3 separate regions of the Homo sapiens genome follow, and all the other regions are linked to region 2. A link is a contact called in ENCODE Hi-C or POLR2A ChIA-PET data. All regions are on one chromosome and are shown on one strand. Each heading gives the region's core, a stretch centred on a gene start or an enhancer-like site at or near the end of the contact. The rest is flanking DNA. Distances are from core to core; before and after follow the strand shown.

Region 1 (4,493 bases), core at 516-3,015, 880 kb before region 2:
CCATAAAAACCCTAGAAGAAAACCTAGGCAATACCATTCAGGGACATAGGCATGGGCAAGGGCTTCATGACTAAAACACCAAAAGCAATAGCAGCAAAAGCCAAAATAGACAAATGGGATCTAATTAAACTAAAGAGCTTCTGCACAGCAAAAGAAACTACCATCAAAGTGAACAGGCAGCCTACAGAATGGGAGAAAATTTTTACAATCTTCCCATCTGACAAAGGGCTAATATCCAGAATCTACAAAGAACTTAAACAAATTTACAAGAAAAAATCAATCCCATCAAAAAGTGGGTGAAGGATATCAACAGACACTTCTCACAGTAAGACATTTATGCAGCCAACAGACACAGGAAAAAATGCTCATCATCACTGGCCATCAGAGAAATGCAAATCAAAACCACAATGAGATACCATCTCACACCAGTTAGAATGGCAATCATCACAAAGTCAGGAAACAACAGGTGCTGGAGAGGATGTGGAGAAATAAGAATGCTTTTACACTGTGGGTGGAAGTGTAAACTAGTTCAACCATTGTGGAAGACAGTGTGGCAATTCCTCAAGGATCTAGAACTAGAAATACCATTTGACCCAGCAATCCCATTACTGCGTATATACCCAAAGGATTATAAATCATGCTACTATAAAGACACATGCACATGTATGTTTATTGTGGCACTATTCACAATAGCAAAGACTTGGAACCAACCCAAATGTCCATCAATGATAGACTGGATTAAGAAAATGTGGCGCATATACACCATGGAATACTATGCAGCCATAAAAAATGATGAGTTCATGTCCTTTGTAGGGACATGGATGAAGCTGGAAACCATCATTCTGAGCAAACTGTTGCAAGGACAGAAAACCAAACACTGCATGTTCTCACTCATAGATGGGAATTGAACAATGAGCACACTTGGACACAGGGTGGGGAGCATCACACACTGGGGCCTGTCGTGGGGAGGGGGGAGGGATAGCATTAGGAGAAACACCTAATGTAAATGTCGAGTTAATGGGTGCAGCACACCAACATGGCACATGTATACATATGTAACAAACTTGCACGTTGTGCACATGTACCCTAGAACTTAAAGTATAAAAAAAAAAAAAGAAATGCTTCAGGGGTTGCTTTTATTAAAAGAAAAAGCCTTACCAAGAACTCCTCTCTATCTGCCTAAAAATTATTTTTTAATAACTCCTGTATTATTACCAGGGAAGGCTCAAGAGAGTGATGTGCTGTTGAGGAAGAGCTGAAGGAAAGGGGAAAGATGGGGGTGGCTGTTTGATCCAGAGTGGTCAAGCATAGAGCTATGCTGCCATAGTCACTGAGCCCAGGAGAGTTACAAATCCTTTCTGGGCCTTAGTTTCCCTTTGGGTAAATATGTGAAGCTATATGTTAATTTAAGATGTAAAATCTTCTAGTTTTATGATGTAGGTTTGAGAATAAATGTACTTATGTGCCAGGTCTGGCCCACAGACCCTGGCTGAGCAACGGATGAAAAAATGTGTGCAGACACAGGTTTTTTGCCTGGCTGCACAGCTAGGGGACCGGGCCACTCACAGACACCAAGGAGGGTGCTATAAAGAGTCAGCAGCCACAGCCCTGACAAGCTGGTGCTACAGGCATTTATTTAGTACAGATTTAATGACTTTGAGTCAACACATCTTGTGAGTAATTAACATGGTTGTCCCCCTGGAGAGAGCAGTCCTGTGCACAGATGATTAAAGGCCAGGTTCTGAGGCCCAAGTAAACTAACTTAACCAGATCAATTCCTTTATACTTGCTTGTTAATCTGCCTTTTGCTCTCAGCCTCCCGATAAAAGAATTTGGCTGCCTTCAGCCAAATTATCTTTCAAAGCTTTTGCAAAACCTCCCAGCCTTCCAAGAAGGTTTTTGTCTTTCTCTATAACTTCTATAATTTTTCCCACCACCCTGACCAAACTCCTACACTCATGAATGGCAATAGAGGGTGATGGTTGAGGGTTTTGGAGCCAGAATGCTTGGGTTCAAATCCAGTTCACCATTTACTGCCTGAGTGACCTTGGGTGATTCACTGACCCCCCGTGGTCTGAGATTCCTTGACAATGAGAACAGTGACTAGCAGAGAGCAAACGTCAGCACACGTGAGCTACTGCCCTTGACATATCCTGTAGACTATAGGAGGATTTTGGAGCTAAGCCAGTATTTTGGCAATATGGAAACTACTTGTTTTCTGTGTTGATAGTAAAAAAAAAAAAAAAAAAAAAAAAAAAAAGTTTTGGAATTGGAAAGAGACAACCTTATCCTTTTTGCCCTTCCTGAGACTGAACTGCAGCCCTAGAGGTTTTCTGGGAGGAAAAAAACCAAATGTTTTAGGGTGACAGGGTTAGAGTGTTAAATCCGTCTGTGAGCTCTTTTATTTCTCTGAGCTAGATTTTGTTATGTAGTGGCAGTAAGGTTCTCCTTAGGTTTGCTTTGTAGCTTGTCATGAAATTCCTGGATATTTGAGGAAACAATTGGAAATTTTATAATTGTGCAATCTAATGAGAGAACCCTACTATTGCCTACTTATTTTGTGCTTTACAGGTTGGCTTAATAATTCCGTCCAATACTTTGCTATGTGTAGAGGGTGCCACTGTGCTCCACATAGAACCCTTTAGGTCCATGCATGCCCTCATGTGGGACAAAAGGTTTCCTCTACAAAAATAATTCTGAGTAAAAGAAATAAGGGAAGAAGGACAGGTACAGGAAAAATCCCTAGCCAGATGGCGATCCACCAAAGGTCTGGAACCTGAGCAGGTGCCCATTTTTATGGTTATTTCTTATGCGCTAAACAAGGGTAGATTATTCATGCCTCCCCTTTTAGATTATACAGGGTAACTTCCTGATGTTGCGGTGGCATTTGTAAACTGTCATGGTGCTGGTGGGAGTGTAGCAGTGAGGACCACCAGAGGTCACTCTCATTGCCATCTTGGTTTTGATGGGTTTTATCCGGCTACTTTACTGCAACCTGTTTTATCAGCAAGGTCTCTATGACCTGTGTTTTGTGCTGACCTCCTGTCTCATCCTGTGACTTAGAATGCCTTAACCATCTGAGAATGCAGCCCAGTAGGTCTCAGCCTCATTTTACCCAGCCCCTATTCAAGACAGAGATGCTCTGGGTCACATACCTCTGACAAACTGACTTGCAAAATTCCTGTAGATTTATCATTTGGTTTGTGAGACCCAGCAAGAGCTGGTTTCAGCATACCAGTGAAGGGCATTGCCAAAGAGAATGGCAGGTTAAAAAAATGAAAAATGTTAGGCAAGTTATGCTTGACTGCAAGGGGTAGGGTGGTGAGAAATGAGGTTCCAATGTAGAGTGGGACCAGACTGGAATGCCAACTTTAGATTTTTCTTTTTTTCCTGTAAGAAACAGGAAGTCAGCAGAAGTTTTTAAGCAGGCAGGTAATGTGATCAGCCTTTCAGGGTAGAAACTCTGACAGCAGTATGCAGCAAGTTATAGAGAAAGACTGTTATCTAGAATTCAAGTTAGCAGGCAAGTGCAGAAAATAATGAGCATCTTAGCCAAGGCAGCAACGAGAGCGGGGGTGGAGCTGGGGTAGAACTTGGTCAGAAAACGTTGGCAGGTGGAGTTAATAGGGTTTGATGAGGTGATTGGAAATCATGTGAGAGAAGAAGCTGAGGACAATAGTAAGGTTTCTAGCTTAGAAGTTAGACTTATGGTTAGATAATTGAGAATTTGTGTCGTTAATTGCTCTAGGGGTGGAGAAGGGAGAGTAGGCCATATTAATTTTGAGGAGCTTGTAGGCTAGATCCTGGAGATGTTTGGAAATATGTATGGAAGCTTGAGAAAGATAGATCAAGGACTAGAAATCAGTATATGAATACAGGTCATAGGCTTTGAATTTAGTAGGCTGCTGGTAAATACTTCCTATTTGCCATGATAGTACATTGGCTTGCTCAAGGAAAGAAGGAATTGTGAAGTCGAATGAAATAAAAAATGGAACTTTTGAGAACATCATCATTTAAAGGGCCAGTGGTCAGGAGTGTAAGAACCAATCAATAAAAGACAAAAAGAAAATAAAAATGGGGGGAGTGGGGGATGAACTGTTAGTGTGGCAAGAAAAACAAGAAACTGGAGAAGAGGGAAGAAAGTTTCAAGAAAGCACAAGTTGTCAAATGTCTGCAGTGAGGCCAAGTGGGTCATTGGCATCGGCATTGGCATTGGGGTCAGGGGTTCATTGGTGAGCCTAATGGATAGTTTCATCAGACATATGGGGCTGAAGCCAGATTGCAATGGGTTACCTTCAAAGAGGGCAGTCTTTGAAAAGTCACTGTCTTTTTTTTTGGCCGGAGTCTCACTCTGTTGCCAGGCTGGAGTGCAGTGGTGCAATATTGGCTCACTGCAAGTCTCTGCCTCCCGGTGTCAAGCAATTCTCCTGCGTCAGCCTCCCGAGTAGCTGGGATTACAGGCGCGCATCACCACGCCAGGCTAATTTTTGTAT
Region 2 (4,335 bases), core at 1,063-3,562:
ATGGCACAGTGTTTCACTTTCTTGATTAAAACCTTTCAGGGCCTTTTCATTATATTTAAGGAAAAACGTAAATGAAACTATGCAATGGTTTACAAAGCCATACATAACTGGACTCCCTAGTTTCTTCTCTCACTACACCCTCTACTGTTGCCCTTTCTTTCACAGCACTGACTACACTGGCCTTTTTGTTGTTCTTGAACACGCCAAGTTTGTATTGGCCTCTGGGCCTTTGCAGTTTCCGTTTCTTCTGCCTGGGCCCTTTTCCCAGATGATTACAGAGCCTGTCACCTCACTTCGTTCAGGTCTCTGCTCAAGTGTCATCTCCCCAGAGAGGCCTCTTCTGACCATCTTATCTAAGGAGTGTGCTACCTCGCCACTTATGCCATCTCTCTCCAGATGCCATCTCTCTCCAGTCCCTTACTCTGCTTTAGTTTTCTTAACAACACTTAGTATTATCTGGCTTTATATATATTTGTTTTAATTTTTGATAGTCTGTCTTCCCTAATAGAATATAAACTCCCTGAAGATAGAAGTTTTCTGCTTTCATCACTAATGCTGAAAACAATGCCTGTCGCATAGTAGGTGCTCACTAAGTACGTGTTGAATGCCTGACCTTGGGAAATTTAAGCTTTCTGGCCCCATTTTCATCACCTGAAAAATGAGGAAAATAATTGTATCTAATTCATATGGCAGATGTGAATGTCAAATAAGATATTGAGTCTAGTAAGATATTATGGCAATAGTGTTGGCTATTATTTTGTAATTATCATTAAGTAACATAAATAATTTAAATATCTTGTAAGCAACAAATACATATATGAATGCAATGTAAGGTAGAATTTTTGCTATATGCTTTTTACAATGGTTGATTTCAGAGGTATAACTTGTAATATGTAGTTACTGATTACTAAGTTGGAGGAAGTAGTTATAAATGCATGAAAAGTTAAATGCCATCACTATTTAAATAACCCATCCAGATAAAATAGAAAGTCGCAAGGCATAATTTGTTGCCTAATGGATTTGCGGCTGCTGATGATGATTGCTGTAGTTGTTGAGCAATTTTGTTTTTTTTTAAAGCAGGGTGACCTGAAAATGCTTTGTAGAGGACATGGGTTTGGGCCGCCCCTTGAAATGCTGGGGAGGATTTGACTCCTTTACTGTCGAGGAGGGGGAAGGGCATTGCCACAGTTGGGACAGTGGCACAAACTCAAAAGGAAGGAAGAACTAGGTAATTTGAAAAACAGAATAAACCAATTTGGCTGGAAAGTGAGGTCTTGTGAGAAAGCAGATTGAGAGCAACACAAAAAACAGGGTAGGAACTAGAGAAAATGGCTTCAGGTTAAAGGAACTGCTAGGGCAGTAGGAAACCCTTCCTTAGATTGGGTAAGCAAGGAAGGAAATGCCTCTGGGCAATTAGGAAAGAAGGTAAATCATCAAGGGCTTGTTCCTGCCAGGTTGAGTTCCCTCTTCCCTTACACGCAAGCAGCTCTAAGCGAAACCTCTGCCTTTCCTACAGCGGATGGGTGTGCTGTGTCCTGAGACAGACAGCAGTAGGAAGACCAGCTCTCCGGTTCCTGGGACATAGAAACCAATTTTGAACTCTTTTCACACACAACAATTTTCACTCTAGTTTTTAGGTGACTGATTACAAGGCAAGTGACAATTTTCACTCTGGCTCCTTATTTAAAAAAGAAAGAAAATAATAGAGAAACTTGGAAATTAAAGATCCATCCATGAACATAGTAATTTACATTGTAACTGCATATTAAGAAATGTTCAGCTTTTTTTTTTAAGCAGAAGTTACTGTATTGTGTCAGATTAGTCATATAAACCCACATTCTCATTATTGTGTAAAAGGAAGTCATGTATTATATGAGAAGGGGCCAAAGTCGTCTGTGAACTGATCAGGTATTTAAAAAGAGAGGTTATCTAGTTAACCTTGAGATAAAATTTGTTTGAAATTATACAGTTTTATGTAAAATTACAGTAATTTAAAAGGGTGCTATCACACGCGCCTTCAGTTTATTGTTATTGCCAAGTTACAAAATGATGCTACACTTTGCAGGGTTAGAATAGATTTCAGAGCAATTTGTAGTAATTAAGAATAACCTTGTAAAAGTAAAAGAAGCAAAATAAAACAAAATAAAATGAAATATAGACAGGAGCCATGACAGATGTTACAGAATAGGGAAGGGATGTGAAGACAATAGGTGCCGTTGTCATTACCGCAGCCCTGGCAACACACGTCACAGATTAAATAATGAATGCCAGTTGGTGGGCACAGAGAGGAAAGAACAGAGAGCCCATTGTTTCAGCTTGTCCATCTAATTTCAAACCAATTGCTTAAGTAAAGTCTTCTGTCTTGGTTAGAGCCAATGGCAAATTAAAGAGCTGAAATATTGCAAATCTTGTAATTCACTCTGGATCACCAATCAGAACTAAATAAAAGAGCTTTGAGCAAGGAAACAAATTCTTAGCCTTACCTGTAAATAGAAGCCTGGAGAGAAGTGCAACTCATCATTTGGGTGGGCACCCACTGTGCCCACCTCTTGCGATCAGGTTCTAGCTAGTGTGGTATGAGGGAGGGGCTCTTCATCTTACTCTTCTGTGCCCATGACTACAGCTCCATAGAGTGGGGTGACAGGTACCACCGTCCGCTGCAGCACTGGCGCAGTGCTGAGGCCCAGGAAGGAGTGTCTTCTTAGATGGCAGCTTCAAGGCACGTTTGGGTTCCTGCCTTTTCCTACTCTGAATAGATGTGATGAACTAACAGGCTAATACATGTGAAAGCCCTTTGTTTACGCAAATGAAGGGGTTACTGTTTTTATTATTTTAGGGTGTGGAGTCACGTGGTAGAAAGAACACAAAGTCAGAAGTCCTGCGTTTGCATCCTAGCTTTGAAAGCTGTCTCCATCTCATACTAGGGTCCCCCTTTTCGCAGAGCTATTTTTAAGTGTTTTCCTGTGGCTTTTTCTTTCCCCTTTTATTTTAATTAATTAATTAATTTTTTTTGTTTACTTATTTTGAGACAGAGTGTCCCTCTGTCATCCAGGCTGGAGTGCAGTGGCATAGTCTCTGCTCACTGCAACCTCTGCCTCCTGGGTTCAAGCAATTGTCCTGCCTCAGCCTCCTGAATAGCTGGGATTACAGATGTGTGCCACCACGCCCGGCTAATTTTTGTATTTTTAGTAGAGACGGGGTTTCACCATGTCGGCCAGGCTGGTCTTGAACCCCTGACCTCAGGTGATCCGCCCCTCTCAGCCTCCCAAAGTGCTGGGATCACAGACGTGAGCCACTGCGCTGGGCTCTTTCCCTCTTTAAATCAGATGTTCTTTACTTTTACTTGTGCCATGGGGACCTCTTTGACATTCTAATTAAGCTAATGAACCACTCTACAGAATATTTATTCTGTAAAATTAAACACATAAAATTAAAATGCATAGGATTACAAAGGAAACCAATTATACTGACATAAAGTTATCAATATGCAAAGAAGTAAATATGTCATATTGTAATACATGTCCTTTATTAAAATGCATTACTTACCAGTATCTAGTGGCAGGTCTAATAACTACTGTAATTTTGAAATAGTGATGAGTGGAAATGATACTTTGAGATATTGCAATAACTAATGTGATATGAAAAATCCTTGATGTCTAAGAAAATATCTTTGACGTCAAAGAAAATATCTTTGATGACAAGTTACAGAAGGAAATGATAATTTTAGTTAGAAGTTAGTAAAAATAAAAATAAAATTTTTTATCAACAGCCTGAATTCTGTCTGACACCCTTAGCCTTGCCTTAAATTTCACTCTTTCTTCTCATGCTGTACATTTTCCAGGGACAAACTCTGTGTCCCACTGTCCCCCAGCTGCAGCTGCTCCTTCAGTGTCAGTGACTCCTAAATGTGCACCTCTGCTGTCTAGGCAAAGGACTGTAGCACCTGGCCTGCATCTCCTGGGGCCTGCTGGATATCCTCCCTGAACAGCTCAGAGGACCTCAAACCCAGCCTCCCTCAGTGAACTCCTTGGCTTGAGCATCTCCCCACCCTCCTCCCACCACCCTGCCCTTCCTCCTTGTCCCTAACTCTGTGAATGGCATTAGTAACCACCACGTGGCTCCAGCCCCGAGCTGGCTTGACAAGGGAGCCAGTGCGCATGCTGCTGCGGGGTTTACGGCACAAGCCTCCTTGATACAGTTTATGAAAGTATAAACTTGTATGTCTTACAGCACTGGCCTGTGCTTGCCTTTACCTGGAATGTCTAAATTCCTACTCACCCAAAAAGGCCTCATTCCTCCTACTTACCTTTTCAACATGCATATCTGGACACTTTC
Region 3 (4,426 bases), core at 1,138-3,637, 670 kb before region 2:
TACTGATAATATAGGTCAGGGAGTAACAAAGTTATTGATTAAATAAAAACTTGTTTGTAATTGGTAGTTTGACTTAGTTGTAATACTTAAAAAATAGTAGTCTGAAATTAATGTTTTAAAAACTCAATTTGGGGCCGGGCACAGTGGCTCACGGCTGTAATCCCAGCACTTTGGGAGACCGAGGCGGGCAGATCACGAGGTCAGGAGTTCGAGACAAGACTGGCCAGTATGGTGAAACCCTGTCTCTTCTAAAAATACAAAAAAAAATTATCCAGGCGTGGTGGCACACGCCTGTAGTCCCAGCTACTAGAGAGACTGAGGCAGAAGAGTTGCTTGAACCTGGACTTATGCGCTCAGAAGTCCAAACGGGTGGGAGATCCAATACTGGGAGGCGGAGGTTGCAGTGAGCAGAGATCGCGCCACTGCACTCCAGCCTGGGCGACAGAGGGAGACTCCGTCTCAAAACAAAACAAAACAAAACCAGCAAAACAAAACAAAACAAAGCAAAACGAAACAAAACTCAGTTTGGTCCAATGTCTAACACACCAGCGGCAACCAAACCACTATGTTAAATTTCCTGTATCAAACTTCTCTCATGTAGTAATTTACTGCATGGAGTCTTTCACGCATTTGTGCACACATTCAGTCTTAGGTCTTTGTGGACTTTTAAGTATTAACAATTTAGGTAGTAGAGGTGGTACAAACTGTCTGTGAAAGGCAAGTACAAACGCATTCAACTGAGGGGGATACTCTCTCATACACAGTACGTGGTATCTCATCGGGTGAGCGCCGATGTGTATGGTCAAGGCAGTGACTAACGCCGGCCTGTGCTTCGTGGGAGTCTGCCCTGCTCCTCCGTGGGGTAGGACTGAGGCGTTAGAAGCGCAAGTTAAAAACGGTGGGAGTGACAGGGAAGCCATTCCTCCAGCGGCGCTTTGCGGTAGGATGGATGTGGCGCTGGCCACAGTGCTGAATATGTTCCTGGGGCGGTCCCGAGGTCGGTGGGCCGGGAGGGGCCGGTCGGATTTGTGAATTCGCTGGCAACTGGCAGTCTCATGCCTTCGGGTGCTGATTTCTGGCTCTGAGCAGGAGACGCACAGACCGCGTCCAGAGGGTCACCTTGCTAGTGTAGGGGTGGCCTTTGACCTGTTCCCACCGGCACAGCTTCTACTTCTCAACAGCAACGCGTCTTCTATTTATTGAGTGCCTCCGGTGGTCCCTGACACTTGATATCACCCCCAGTGGTCCGCACAAATCATTGCAATTCAAAGAAAAAGACGTAATGCTCAGGAGGTTGAAGACCTTGCCCAAGGGAATACGGCTACTAAATGGCTGATCTCTCTCAGTTATGCCTCAAAAAATGTTTCCTGCACACTCTCGACGCGCCAGCCTCACAGCCTCTTCTTCACTTGCCGCCTCCACACACCTCCAACCCTGCCTTTTTCCTTTCTCCTGTTCCCTCCCTGACCAACCTCGGCACCCCGCCACCAGGTTTGCATCAAGCAAAAGTAATATACCCTACAGCAGACTCTCTACCACTACCGAGTGATACAAAGGACTGGGATTCTGGACAGGGTTTACTCACATATCTTGCCCCTGTGCGCTCAGAAGTCCCAACCGGGTGGGAGATCCGACACTGGTCCCCGAGTCCCCAGCTCGCTGTGTGACCTTGGACAAGTAGTCACATCGCTGAACCTGGGTCCTATAACTGCGTGAGACTATTCTTTGGTGCTCACCGGTATGAATACAAACACAAGGTCCTTCTTTTCTCTCTCTATCCCCCTTCCCAAGTCGAGTTGGTCAAGCTCGCTTTTTCTTTCCACCAGGGCCATAGCCAGCTGCAGCCTTGTGGAGGAAGAAATCAGGTCCCAGCTGCTAAAGGTGTCCTCCCCACCGCCACCGTCGTCTTCACCCCCACCCCCGGGTGTGACCTGTCCTTCCGGGGCACACTAGTCCAGCGTCGCCCAGGGCTTCGGAGAGAGCGCCTCACGCTCCCGCTTCGCGGCGCCTGGTCCCTGCGGTCCCCACTCGCTGCGACGCTTTGGGAAGTGCGAGATGGAACTGGATCGAGAACGCAAATGCGAGGCAGGGCTGGTGACAGGTATGCGTGTGGGCGCCGGCCGGAGGATGTGTTGGGAGAAACTTTGGGGGAGTTGGTGGGGGAAAGGGGAGGTGTCAGAGAAAGCAGTGGGTCACTCTCTCACCCACTGACCACCAGTCTCTCTCCCTCTTCCTTGTCCCCATCTCACCTTCTTCCTCGGCTTCTGCCTCTCACCTCCCTCTCTTTCTTCTCCAAGCATCCTCCCTACGCGTCTGCACCCGCTCCTCCCTCGCACCCTCCCGCGCCTAAGCGGACCTCCTCGGGAGCCAGCTCGGTCCAGCCTCCCAGCGCAGTCACGTCCCAGAGCCTGTTCAGCTGAGCCGGCAGCATGTGGAACGCGACGCCCAGCGAAGAGCCGGGGTTCAACCTCACACTGGCCGACCTGGACTGGGATGCTTCCCCCGGCAACGACTCGCTGGGCGACGAGCTGCTGCAGCTCTTCCCCGCGCCGCTGCTGGCGGGCGTCACAGCCACCTGCGTGGCACTCTTCGTGGTGGGCATCGCTGGCAACCTGCTCACCATGCTGGTGGTGTCGCGCTTCCGCGAGCTGCGCACCACCACCAACCTCTACCTGTCCAGCATGGCCTTCTCCGATCTGCTCATCTTCCTCTGCATGCCCCTGGACCTCGTTCGCCTCTGGCAGTACCGGCCCTGGAACTTCGGCGACCTCCTCTGCAAACTCTTCCAATTCGTCAGTGAGAGCTGCACCTACGCCACGGTGCTCACCATCACAGCGCTGAGCGTCGAGCGCTACTTCGCCATCTGCTTCCCACTCCGGGCCAAGGTGGTGGTCACCAAGGGGCGGGTGAAGCTGGTCATCTTCGTCATCTGGGCCGTGGCCTTCTGCAGCGCCGGGCCCATCTTCGTGCTAGTCGGGGTGGAGCACGAGAACGGCACCGACCCTTGGGACACCAACGAGTGCCGCCCCACCGAGTTTGCGGTGCGCTCTGGACTGCTCACGGTCATGGTGTGGGTGTCCAGCATCTTCTTCTTCCTTCCTGTCTTCTGTCTCACGGTCCTCTACAGTCTCATCGGCAGGAAGCTGTGGCGGAGGAGGCGCGGCGATGCTGTCGTGGGTGCCTCGCTCAGGGACCAGAACCACAAGCAAACCGTGAAAATGCTGGGTGGGTCTCAGCGCGCGCTCAGGCTTTCTCTCGCGGGTCCTATCCTCTCCCTGTGCCTTCTCCCTTCTCTCTGAGTCTCCATCTCTATTTCCCCCTGAGTCGCTACCTCTTTCTTCAGTTTCTCTGGGCCTCTGTCTCTCTGCGTTTCTCTCAATTATTCTCTCCTCTTGCTTTCTTGAGTGATGTTTTTGATCTCTCAATCTTTCTCTCTGTCTCTGTCTCTCTCTCTCCTCCCCCTTTACTTTGTCAGTGTCTTTCTTACCGTCTCTATCTCTTTGTGTCTCTTTCTTCCTGTCTCTCCTTTCTCTCTTTCATGCAAAAATGTCCCATATTTGTATTTCCCTAAAATAAATTTTATATCAGCCCAGAAACTCCACTTTAAAAATCGAGATATCTTATAAAAGTCCATTGTGGTCTTTAAGCGTTAAAAGTGAGGACTGACTTCCTGCCTCAAGTAGGATTTGTGAATATCTAAGTTACATTAAGAAAAGCAGGGTTTGGATCTAGAAAGCGTTCAGCGGTAAATTCAACCAAAGACATGATCAATTTGGATAATCCTCTTAGAGATTATTCATTTTTCTTTCAATATTGTGATTTGTTTTCTGCCCTGCATTTTTTCAGATAATTGCATCAATTCTGTTTACCCTGCTGCTGTTCATACAGCTTTGTAAGGAAGTCAGTGACAAATCAGTGAAGTCTCATTTGTTTTTATGATTACCTGCCTCTTCAGGTAGGATAGACTAGGATAAGGTAAGGATAAACTAGATTAAACAAAGCTCCAACAGGAGGAAAGGAGACTTTGTGGAAACCAACAGAATTCACTACTTCCCCAAATGACCCTTCAGGAACATCTGGGCACAATGTCATAACTGGATTTGCTGAATGTTTATTGCACAAATTCAGCTTCTTTAAGTATATGTGTTTGGTACAAGTGAAGTAATAATAAATATGGTTACAGCCCAGCAAAATATTAACTCTACTTGCATTTTCAAAACCAAGGTCTGTATATTTTATTATTTAGATATTATAGTCAAGACTTCATACTTAATGGCATATTTTAAGGCTTCTTAGAAGCCATTCCAGGATGATTTCATATTTCCAATTTTACAGTTCCTGGATCCTCCATATTAAAGTGATAGAGTTTATTCAAGGAATGTCAAAGATTTTATTTTCTGGACCGGTGATTCTCGTGATATGACTC

The links. Hi-C counts contacts between places; a loop is a spot of excess contacts on that map. ChIA-PET counts read pairs that join two places held with the same protein, here RNA polymerase II (POLR2A). Pooled maps may share reads with other maps.
Region 1: a map with no recorded cell type shows a loop between it and region 2 (2.8-fold over the local background). The contact joins two enhancer-like sites. A Hi-C loop is called at or near these places in 1 of 168 maps with a recorded cell type or tissue (CD4-positive, alpha-beta memory T cell), 1 of 37 single-sample maps with no recorded cell type and 8 of 50 pooled maps.
Region 3: a loop to region 2 is called in a map of OCI-LY7, with 2.3 times the contacts of the local background. The contact joins the promoter of GHSR here to the enhancer-like site in region 2. A Hi-C loop is called at or near these places in 1 of 168 maps with a recorded cell type or tissue (OCI-LY7). POLR2A ChIA-PET finds 5 or more read pairs at or near these places in 1 of 52 experiments (K562).

The regions. Positions count from the first base shown.
Region 1 is chr3:172,656,608-172,661,100 of GRCh38, reverse strand. The region is part of intron 1 of NCEH1 (neutral cholesterol ester hydrolase 1); the gene reads left to right. Among named protein-coding and RNA genes, the nearest start is that of NCEH1, 52 kb to the left of the region's middle. Within about 2 kb of position 1,765, at least 3 of the 41 ENCODE cell types and tissues checked have a DNase peak (open chromatin) inside an H3K27ac peak, as active enhancers do.
Region 2 is chr3:171,774,533-171,778,867 of GRCh38, reverse strand. The region is part of intron 1 of PLD1 (phospholipase D1); the gene reads left to right. Among named protein-coding and RNA genes, the nearest start is that of PLD1, 34 kb to the left of the region's middle. Within about 2 kb of position 2,312, at least 5 of the 41 ENCODE cell types and tissues checked have a DNase peak (open chromatin) inside an H3K27ac peak, as active enhancers do.
Region 3 is chr3:172,446,417-172,450,842 of GRCh38, reverse strand. It overlaps GHSR (growth hormone secretagogue receptor), which reads left to right and starts at 2,387. Exons shown (of 2, transcript NM_198407.2): 1 at 2,387-3,225. The coding sequence starts at 2,430. RefSeq lists enhancers at 508-1,008, 1,009-1,509, 2,461-3,228.